Regions from separate parts of the Homo sapiens genome. Here region 1 is linked to region 2. The links are chromatin contacts, found by Hi-C in ENCODE. All regions are on one chromosome and are shown on one strand. Each heading gives the region's core, a stretch centred on a gene start or an enhancer-like site at or near the end of the contact. The rest is flanking DNA. Distances are from core to core; before and after follow the strand shown. Region 1 holds the start of TMOD3 (tropomodulin 3). Region 2 holds the start of FAM227B (family with sequence similarity 227 member B).

Region 1 (5,373 bases), core at 863-3,362, 2.2 Mb before region 2:
GAGGAGAGAAAAAAAAAGCAAAGAGAAAAAAGAAAAACTAGCAAAGAGAAAGGAAAAGGAAAGAAGGAGAAAAACTTATGATGACAATTGTTCTTGTTAGAGTTCATAGGACTACAGTATTTTAAAAAACTGAGAGTTGAAAAAGCCATCAATTATGTATCTAATATCAGTTATCAGTACCAGTATTTAAATTGCTATTAAAAACACCTGAAAATACCTCTAAAATTACCTCCCCACACTTGACATTCAAAGTATGGTCTCTGACAGCATCACCCATCAGACATACAGACTTTGGACTCTACTTCAAACCTAGAATATCCTGAATGAATTATGCATGCTAAAGTGTTTGAAAAGACTGCCCTCCACCATTCAGGGCCTTTCTGTTGTACCAAACCTGTTTTGTTTCAATGGGCCAGTAATTAAGACACGAAAAATCTTTGAATGGGATTTGACCTGTACCTATTTAATTTCAGATGAAGTTATTAATTACAATGTAGGTTGGCATATTGGATATACCACAAAATTTAGGAATTAATCATAAAAAATATGATTAAATAAAATTGAGCAGTAGGTCTACAGCATTCTCAAGAACTCATGTTTGCTCTTTCTCATGTCTATCATAGGACTTGGAATGCATATCGCCAGTGTTTCCTGAATGAGCAAAATAAATGAACTTTTAAAAACGAGAGATATTTAGGGGCAGAATAATCTTGGGGGTCATCTGGTCCAACAACCTAATTTTAAAGATCAGCAAACTACAATTTCTGAGAGTTGCAAAAGCAAAGAAAGCTCAAAGAATTAAAATATATTGGGACATTTTAATTCGTTTTGTTCCTTTCGTAGGAATGTGTAAGAAAGGGGACTGTAACTATTATGATTGCTGACTCTTAAAGGTGAAAAGGTGCCTAGGAAGAAGAAACTAGCAAGAGTAAATGAGACTTGGCAAAGCTATTTTTCCAAGCCTAATATATTTTTGACGGGCCAATTAATCAATTTAATCTGCCAAAAAAATTAATCTGAAGGTTTCTCAGAAAAGGAGAGGAGACATGAGCTGCATGAAAATGTTACAAACCAAGGGAGGCTGCACATAACTAACTTAAATCTCCACAGGCTTATTTCCTGTTGAAGTATGGCCTCCTGGGGTAAGTTTTACTGCAGTGTTCATTGCCAGATGACTTTTGGTTTTAACAGAGGCCAAGGGCAAGTTGGAAATGCGATTCTTAACTAAACATTAAAAAGAAAAAAAGAAACTGTGGCTGTTTCCCATTTCTGTTTGTAATCAGAATGCAGGCTTGCGGAGGAAACACACCATCCCCCGCAAGCAAAAATATAACGACACAGTCACGTCCTCAAAACAAACTAACACACAAACTTCCCAGCCGGATCCAGCTGTGCTGCCTGGGAGCTAGGAACTTAATTCTAAGAGCAGACAGATCAAACCGGTGAATGCAAGGGCAGCCACATTTCAATCACAAAAAGGGTGTGCCCTAAGTTTTGGCTCCCCCACTCCGCCGCCCCACTTTCAACAAGCCGAAGCCTTTGAAGGAGGCTCGGTGCCATCTCGGTGTGATCGCGTCCCGGCGACGCTGGGTAGGGTGCAGGGAGCCAGCTCGGCCGCGGCTCAGCGGGAGGGGAGGGGGCCGGTCCCGAACCCGGGCGCCCGGGCCGCGGGTGATTCACTGGGAACGCCAGGTTCGCGCGCCTAGACCGGCGGGCGACGCCCAGCGCGCCCCACGTCCCCCGCCCGGGCCGTTCGCGCAGAAGCAGCCCCCGCGCACCCCTGCTCCCCGAGACGGACCCGTCGGGAAGGAGCCTGGAGTCGGGCGGCCGGCGGGCAGCAACCTCTCCCTCCTCAGCCACCATGGCCGGTGCGACTCCCTACCCGCGCCCGCAGACGGACTTCCTGGAAAGCACCGGGCTGGGCTTACCTGACTGGCGCCCGCAGGGGCCGCCGACCTCTTCACAGACCCACGGAAACTGCCGGCCGCAAGCCGAGGCTCGGTTCCCAGCACCCGCCGGTCCGCCCGCGTCGGCCTCCCAAAGAGTTGCCAGACCCACCCGCCAGCAGCTCCCTCACTCGACCGCCCTGTAGGTGCGGTGGGTTCCTCCTTCGCCTCCGACGCGCGTGCGCACTCCCGTGCCGCGGGGCATCCTGGGAGTTGTAGTTCTAGCAAGAAGGGCGAGGCTCAACGCTGACCCTGGTCTTTACAATGGGCAGAACGTAGGAAGGGGACTGCGAATACCAACCCTTATCCCAGTCTAAGATAATGTTCTCTACCCGTGGAAGTACCTACTATGGACTTCCCCGAAGCTGGAAATAGTATCTAGAGGCTCTTTGGTATAGATTTCCTTTTTACTTTGACCTTTTGTAAAGAAGCGCACATGGCAGGGCTTGCATTGTAGCCTTGGTTGTTAATGCGAGGACATGACATTGGGGCCTTTAAACTGGTCATGACAGAGTTATAGAAAAGTAAAGGAATAAAATCTAAAGCCCAAGAGAGGCATAAATCATGCGAATGTCACCTCCAGGGTGTGGTGACCTTAGTGGTTTTCTTAGGTATGCGTTTCGGGGATGATGTAGCTATTGCAGGGCAGTTTCTGCCCATCCTATCTTCCCTTTCCATCTTCAAGCTCTACACCAGGCGGTGGGGCTGGCTGCTGTAGTGGGAGAAAAAACAGAATAGGCTGCTCAAGGGGGGGATTGGGGCAGATGGGTAGTCTAGAGGGAAGAGGAAGAGTGTGGGAATCTCTCAGAGGACTGTTTGACAGTGGCCTATGTAATGGCTACCTTTTGTGCGAGGCTCTGAGGAGAGGGAACTGCGACATTTTTCCATTTATTCATTTAGTCACTTACTGGGAATTTTCCTGGCCTGCTCTTCAGGAGTAGACCATCCCCAGGAATAATGCTAAACTTTGACACACCTTTCAAAAATGCAGCCAAAGAAGTGGACTGACGTGCCTGCTTGAGGTACATTCCAGCTACACCCAGTGTGCGAGCCACTTCATGGTTTAAACCTCTCCTGGCATCTACTTCTTCCCCTCAGAGGAGGGAGGACCCTAGGTTAGATAAACATCCTGGAATTTCATGCAACTGGCACCCACTAATTTCAGCAATGGAGATCACTGATGGTTTAGGTTTTTAAGGGAAAAAAACCCTTCTTTTTTTTTTTCCAAGACAGAGTCTTGTTCTGCCGCCCAGGCTAAAGTGCAGTGGTGTGATCTCGGCTCACTGCAACCTCTGCCTCCCAGGTTTAAGTGATTCTCTTGTCTCAGCCTCCCAAGTAGCTGGGATTACAGGCACGTGCCACCACACCCAGCTAATTTTTGTAGTCCTAGTAGAGATGGGTTTTCACCATGTTGGCCATTCTGGTCTTGAACTCTTGACCTCATGATCTGCCCACCTTGGCCTCCCAAAGTGCTGGGATTACAGGCGTGAGCCACCGTGCTTGGCCAGGAAAAAACCCTTCTCAATTGCAAATACTTAGAGGACAGTCAACACTCAATCTTGTGGCCATTGCATTTTATTTTCTATACCATCTTTGGGTCAATCTCTTGGAGATAACAGCTTTCTGAGAGCAATTTCCTACAGAATTCAGGTTCATAAGAATGTTTATACTTATAATACATACCAACCACTGGGCCAGCACTTCATTTGTAATATCTCATCTAATCCTCAAAACTAATCTAGTCCTCAAAACTCTATAAAGAATAAACTGGTATCCTCCATTTCTATAGATAAGAAAATGAAGACTCAGAAAAGTTAAGTAATTTGTATAAGGTCCCAGAGCCAGTAATTGGAGATCCAGAGATGAGACACAGTTCTCTTGAGTCAAATTCTAATGTGATTTCCACTGCTGATCAGACTGATGTGTCTCCTAAATCTCATCAATTTTTTTTTTTTTGAGACAATCTCATTCTGTCACCCAGGCTGTAGTGAAGTGGTGCTATCATGGCTCGCTGCAGCCGTGACCTCCTGGGCTCAAGCAATCCTCCAACCTCAGCCTCCTGAGTAGCCTGAGCAGCTGGGACTACAAGCATATGCCACCACACCCAACTAATTTTTTTAATTTTTTTTTTTTTGTAGAGACAGGGTCTCCCTATGTTGCCCAGGCTGGTCTTGAACTCCTGGGCTCAAGGGACCCTCCCACCGTGGCCTCCCAAAGTACTGAAATTATAGACATGCAACACCATACCCAGCTGATATGGTTTATTTTAAGAAGGACTTTCCTCTGCAATATGGCTTCTTTTGCTTTGGTCAGAGAGACTTTTTAATTCAGTGTCTGACTGACTTAATCTATTACACTTTTCCTCTCTCACCTTCCAATATGGGCTGTTAGGCATATATTAAATATATTTTCGCTATTCATTTCAAATTTTTCCTAACGAATGTATACATCTTATTTTAGTTCCTTTTTCTAAAATAATGCAGTTTGATGGTGGATTTTTTCCTTTCTTCAGGCATACATTATCATATTTTTATCACAAAGCTTATAAACATGAATCTCTTAAATCCGTGTACATTAAATACCACATATGGGGCCAGAGATGTTAAGAGTAATACCTTAGTATTGGATAGCACTGAAGAGGTAGAACCTTCCTCACTTCTTCCACTCCTTTGCTATAACACATTCGCTATATTAGCAGCCAGAATGACTTTTTTTTTTTTGAGACGGAGTCTCTGTCTGTCGCCCAGGCTGGAGTGCAGTGGCGTGATCTCTGCTCACTGCAACCTCTGCCTCCGGGGTTCAAGCAATTCTGCCTGCCTCAGCCTCCCTAGTAGCTGAGATTACAGGCCCCCCACCCCACCACACCCAGCTAATTTTTGTATTTTTTTAGTAGAGACGGGGTTTCGCCATGTTGACTAGGCTGGTCTTGAACTCCTGACCTCAGGTGATCTGCCCACTTTGGTCTCCCAAAGTGCTGGGATTACACGCGTGAGCTACCACTCCCAGCCCAGAATGATCTTTTAAAAACAAATCAGATCATATCACCATCTTGCTCCAAACCGTTCATGGCTTCCATCACATTTAGAATAAAATCCATAATTAACACCTCTACAAATCTGTATATGATTGTTTTGTTTCCTACCACATATTCTCTCTGATACTGCTCTAGTCATACTGGCCTCCCTGAGGTTTCTTAATCCTGCCAAGTTTCTCCCCATCTCAGAGTCTTTATGCTGTGCAGGAGAATGATTTTCCTCCCAGATGCTTCTAGCTCATGCCCTCATTTTAATGAAGGTTCTGCTCACATGTTACCTCTGAAAGTCTTCCTCTTACCACCTTACCCTGCCATTCTCTCCTTTCTTTACTTGTCGTCATAGCACTTTTACCACATAGCTTCATATTGCTTGTTTCCTTAGTGGAAGCTCAA
Region 2 (5,015 bases), core at 2,256-4,755:
TGATTCGATATGCATTCCACAGCTGTAAAATAATTCTCTTATTATAAAGCCTTCTGGCATTGTGGTTTAACTACGAAGCTCCAGGCACTTTAAGTAGAAACAGGGACAAGAGAAATGCTGTGACTCCAGCAGGAAACATTTTGTGGTCTCCCAAACAGAAAGTGAACAAAAAGTCCAGAGAAACATAAAATACAACATAATTTGCTGAGAAGAAGTTAGTGGCACTAATTTAATTACTCATCAAATGAATTTTTCTTTTTCTTTTTTTTTTTAAGATTGTAAGTCCCAGTGAGTTTGAGATACAAATAAAGAGATACAAAAACGCCGGTTATAGTAGAAAAAGGCACTTGCCAAATGTACCCAAGGGGAAAAACAAAATACAGTAAATATTTTTGCTGTGTACTGATTACGCACAGATTTGCATTTTGGGTAAGAAAGCAGTATTTAAGAACAATGGTCCAATCCCTTGTTCCTGCCTCACAAATAGAAAATCTTACCTACTTCTGACTGCCACTCCAACTCACCTGCCTAAAAATGGCTTTGATCTTTGTGATCATGCCCTCAATGACTGAAAGTGCAGGATATTAAGATGCCCTCTTTTCTTGAGCCTCAGATTCTTTTAGGAATCACATGAAAATATTAAACCGCATCCCTAGAAAATGCATATACAGACACAATATTTTGCACACAATTTCAGGAGGTTTGGAGATCTCCTAGAGTCCATCTACGACCCAGGTAAGGAAGTTCCAAGCTTGGGAAGGGCCACGCATGGTGGCTCATGCCTATAATACTAGCATTTGGGAGGTTAAGGTGGGAGGATTACTTGAGCACAAGAGTTTGAGAACAGTCTGGACAACAAAGTGAGATCCCATCTCTAAAACAGAGAAAAAAAAAAAGCTTGGGAAGAGATCCTAATAGTCCCCAGAAATGAGAGTTGCAAATGCTCTGTTGGCGTCTCTTTGCTGCACATACGAAGCTAAGTTTCACCTAAACTCTCTTTGGGTTTGTCCTGGTGTTGCCTGAGGTTCTTACAGAGAAACATTTTGAGGCTTTAATAGTCCTGAGTTATTCAGATGATGGGATTCATCCTAAAAAATGAAATTTGATTGGAGTAGCTCAACCTGACTTCATTTCCCTGGGTAATGGAGTAGCTATTTAGTGGGAATGCATGTACCACTCAAAGGCCCAGGCATAGTGGGACTGAAAAATGTAGTTCCTGTGGATGTCATGAAAGTTACTGTGGTTGCCTGACATTTAACAGAAAACTACTGGTGAGTTTTTGGAGTTATCCTAGGGCACTGAAAGTGCATTCCTCCTAGAGATACCTCAGAAATATCACTTTGCAGTTCATGGACCTGCTATCCACATAACTAAATGGATATTAGTGAAGCTTTATATAAATAACCTTCCTCTAGAAAAATCAACCACCACAAATACCTGTAAGACAGTAAAAGAGAAATGTTTATGGCTCCACCTCTTAGTTCACCTATATACTCTCACTTATGGCTGAGGTGGCCACGTAGAAGAGGCCAGCAATTGTAAATCATGGGCAGCTCCCTCCAGTGGTCTCTGAAACTACATGATCAGGGCATCTGTCCTAACCGAGCCAACAGCCTGCCTCGACTGTGAGAAAATCATTGCAAATGATTTTATTGCAAATGGGGTTATTTAAAATTTTTAAAACATACTTGTTAACATCAAATATGTGCAAGGAAGTACAATTTGAGTCATGGGGGCTAAAAAGACTTAGAAAACATAAAGACTGTTCCTAAGGAACTAACAATTTTAACACCTTGATGGTGCGTCCATCATTCTGGAACTTAAGGCTAAAAATACATTAATTTTTTATTCCTCCTTCTACCCAATTTCCACCCCAAATTAATTATACTCACCAAGTTGCATCTACCTTGTATATAATCCTCTATCTTCACTCTCAAAGTCAGGATTCTAATTCAGTTCCTTATTAACTCATAGATGGGCCACAGCAATGTCTTAAACCTCTTTGAGTACTTATTATTAGTTCCACATATTTGACATGGAAAAATGCATTTATTGTGGAGGTACTTTAGTGAATCTATCCCCTCCAGCATTCAACTCTGTAAGAGCAGATTCCTTCCCTGATCTCACCTATTCCTGATTCTTATGCAACAGCAGGAACTCAACAAACACTTGTTAACTAAATCAAAACCATTCTGCAAAACACATCCAGTAAGCATCTCACTACTGAAGTATCTGACAAACTACCTTTATGGGCCGTCTGCAGCCTAGCACAAGTGGCAGGCTGGCAATTTTTTTTTCTCCAAAATAATAACAAAAAGCTTCTACCTCTTCCATTATTGTAAGCTGACTCACCTCCCAATGGAACACTATACAGACTCCCCTGTCCTATATTGTGGACCAATTCAGTATTAGAAAAAAACCACTTCCAATTTTCTTTAGAGTGTTTTTAAGAACTTGGTCACATAGGACCTACAGGTCCAACATTCATTTTTCATAATCCAAGGTAGTAGTACCCTTTTTCATATAGGATCAATGGCCTCTCCCACACCACCCGCCATATGGTAACAAACTGTCTTGCCTTCGTTTTCATGGTGCACTGGGTTAGTCCTTACATGCTGCGATCTACAGTATTGATTTTACCATCCAACTTTGTGGGCCTGGCGACTGAAAATGTTAATATACTTCCTTATTTGTCCTACATTCCCAATAAATAATTTAGACGTAAGAAACAGGCTCTTTTGCTTATTATGTAACCACAACCTCAATATTTTAAATACACTGCATGGCATCACTAATTCTACGTCTGTACTACGCTTCCCCTTCCGTGATAACCAAACCCCCACAAACCACTCCAAATACTAAAAATAAAATAAAATAAAGTATGGGGTTCCTAGGGAACTGACTTTGCCAGGACATACTTTTCGTTGGGGCGGAATGCACCGAAAATCATTGGTAGGAAAAATAATTTTTTTTTTGAGGAAAAATTTGGAAACCTTTTTCCCAAAGGGCCCGCAAGATCCTAAAAAAAGCAAGAGACCGCGCAGAAACCGAGGATCCCCCTCACAGGCGACACCCAGCGCGACCTCCGCTAGGGTCCTGACAAAGAATGTCCACTTCCCGCGGCCGCACCTCTGGGGCCAGACCACTGGTCTCCAGAGAGGCGCGGGGACCTCCACCAGGGATCGGAGTGGTACTCAGACCTGCACACCCGCGAGTCCTCGAACAGCTCCACACGTCTCCAGCTCCGCCCGAGCCCGAGCCACGCGCCGGGCCGTGATCGCGCACGGACCAGACGGAGCGCTTTCCGGGAGACACCAGAGGGAGGAGCCAGGCAGTTACTAGCGTCGTTGCTAAGGCAGGGGCCGCGCACACCGCACACCGCGCGGCTTAAGCAACAGGCTGGGACGACAGCGGGGGGGGGGTTAGACGGGAAGTTCCGCCTCAGCCTCTCAATCAGCGGCGGTGTCGCACTTCTCCCGAGAGGCTCCGGCGAGGGGCAGGGCCGCGTTCGTCCGGGACCCGCCTCAAGCCTCGCAGCCTTTCACCCAGTTTCCTCCCGATTCTTGCTGGGACAACAAAATTGGGAAGCGGTTCTCGAAACATACTGTCAAGGCGTAGTTGCAGTGAGTTGTGAAGAAATGTTGATCCCAGAGAAAAGTTTGCATTTTGCCCACCTCAAAGATATTTTGATTGTGAGAACTTGGTTACATTAGTCTTTCGTGGCTATATCAATATCATTATTTCGTGTGCTGTGTGGTAATGAAAGCTATTAGAAAAATCATTTGTATCTTAATGATTTAGTTTGCATAAAAACACGCATATAGAGTTAAGAGTACTTTGTGTTTTTCCACTTTGAAGTATAATATGTGGATAAGTTATTAGAACATTTGTCCGTGCCTCTCCCCAAACAATGCGCAAACGGAAGTGCACTCTAACAACTAAGATTTTAAAACACAATGGTCAAATGTTGAGCAATGTTTTATTGACTACTCTGAATTTATCAAGTGGTAGATAAAGGACATTACAATGCCCTAGAAGTGCTCACGATATCAAGTAAAGCATGTTAAATTCAAGTACAGAAAATGCAATATTCTTACTACTGAGATAAAAAATGGAATTTAATAAATTACAGGAATTTCAAGAAAGCTGAGAATGGAGTGGTCAATAAAGGCTTCTTTTTCGGACTTGGGTAAGGCCTTGAAGAATGATTTAGGTTTAGGACAGTGTTTTTCAACTGGAAAGGGGATTGTGTGGGACCCATTAGTGGAGGTCTTGACCCATTTGTAAGCAAGGAAATCTCTTTAAACTTAAAAAAAAGAAACAATATAGATTGGAAATATCAGCGCATGTAAGTAAATTTAGTGTTAGTTAGTAAAGTACTGCTTTATGGAGCTTTTAATTGTATATATGCGTGTATGTGTGCACTAGGGCTTGTTTGTAAAATGTATTTCTTACTGTATTTCAAACCTTAAAAAGTTTGAAAGCCAGTGATTTAGGGAGAAAGGTGAATTTTCTGGGTAGGGAAAGTAGAATAGCAAAGTCTATAAGCCAAGAAGAATTCACAACCATTTTCCTTTTTAGTTTAACTCTAAATTTTATCAAAGTAGTTAAATTGCACAGATTAAAAAGCAAATAATACTACTTGTTAGATTGAGCATTGGGTTGCTATCGTATGTAATAAATTACTCCAAAATATGGTGGCTTAAAACAACCATTTTATTATGTTCACAGGTGGTGTTGTCAATAGGGCATAGTCATCAGCTTTTCTTTGGTAACTCAATTAGAAAGACTAGAGTGGGCATGCTAGCAGAGCTTCTGTAACTATATGGCCGGGGTTTCCTCACAGTATGGCAGCAAGGTAGTCAGACTTCTTAGCTTAAACTCAGAGCTCCAAAGGGAGTGTTGCAATGAACAAGGCAAAAATTGCCTGACCTTTTCTGACCTTGCCTCAAAAAGTAACGCGGTGCTACTTCCCCCACTTTCTTTTGCTTACAAATGTGTCAAAGTCCTGTTCC

Evidence for each region. Hi-C counts contacts between places; a loop is a spot of excess contacts on that map. Pooled maps may share reads with other maps.
Region 1: a loop to region 2 is called in a map of CD8-positive, alpha-beta T cell, with 6 times the contacts of the local background. The contact joins the promoter of TMOD3 here to the promoter of FAM227B in region 2. A Hi-C loop is called at or near these places in 1 of 168 maps with a recorded cell type or tissue (CD8-positive, alpha-beta T cell), 1 of 37 single-sample maps with no recorded cell type and 6 of 50 pooled maps.

Annotation. Positions count from the first base shown.
Region 1 is chr15:51,826,392-51,831,764 of GRCh38, reverse strand. TMOD3 (tropomodulin 3) reads right to left here and starts at 2,112. Exons shown (of 10, transcript NM_014547.5): 1 at 1,929-2,112. RefSeq lists silencers at 1,553-1,832, 2,053-2,207.
Region 2 is chr15:49,619,308-49,624,322 of GRCh38, reverse strand. FAM227B (family with sequence similarity 227 member B) reads left to right here and starts at 3,505. Exons shown (of 16, transcript NM_152647.3): 1 at 3,505-3,623. DTWD1 (DTW motif tRNA-uridine aminocarboxypropyltransferase 1) reads right to left here and starts at 3,275. Exons shown (of 5, transcript NM_001144955.2): 1 at 3,201-3,275. RefSeq lists an enhancer at 3,044-3,163.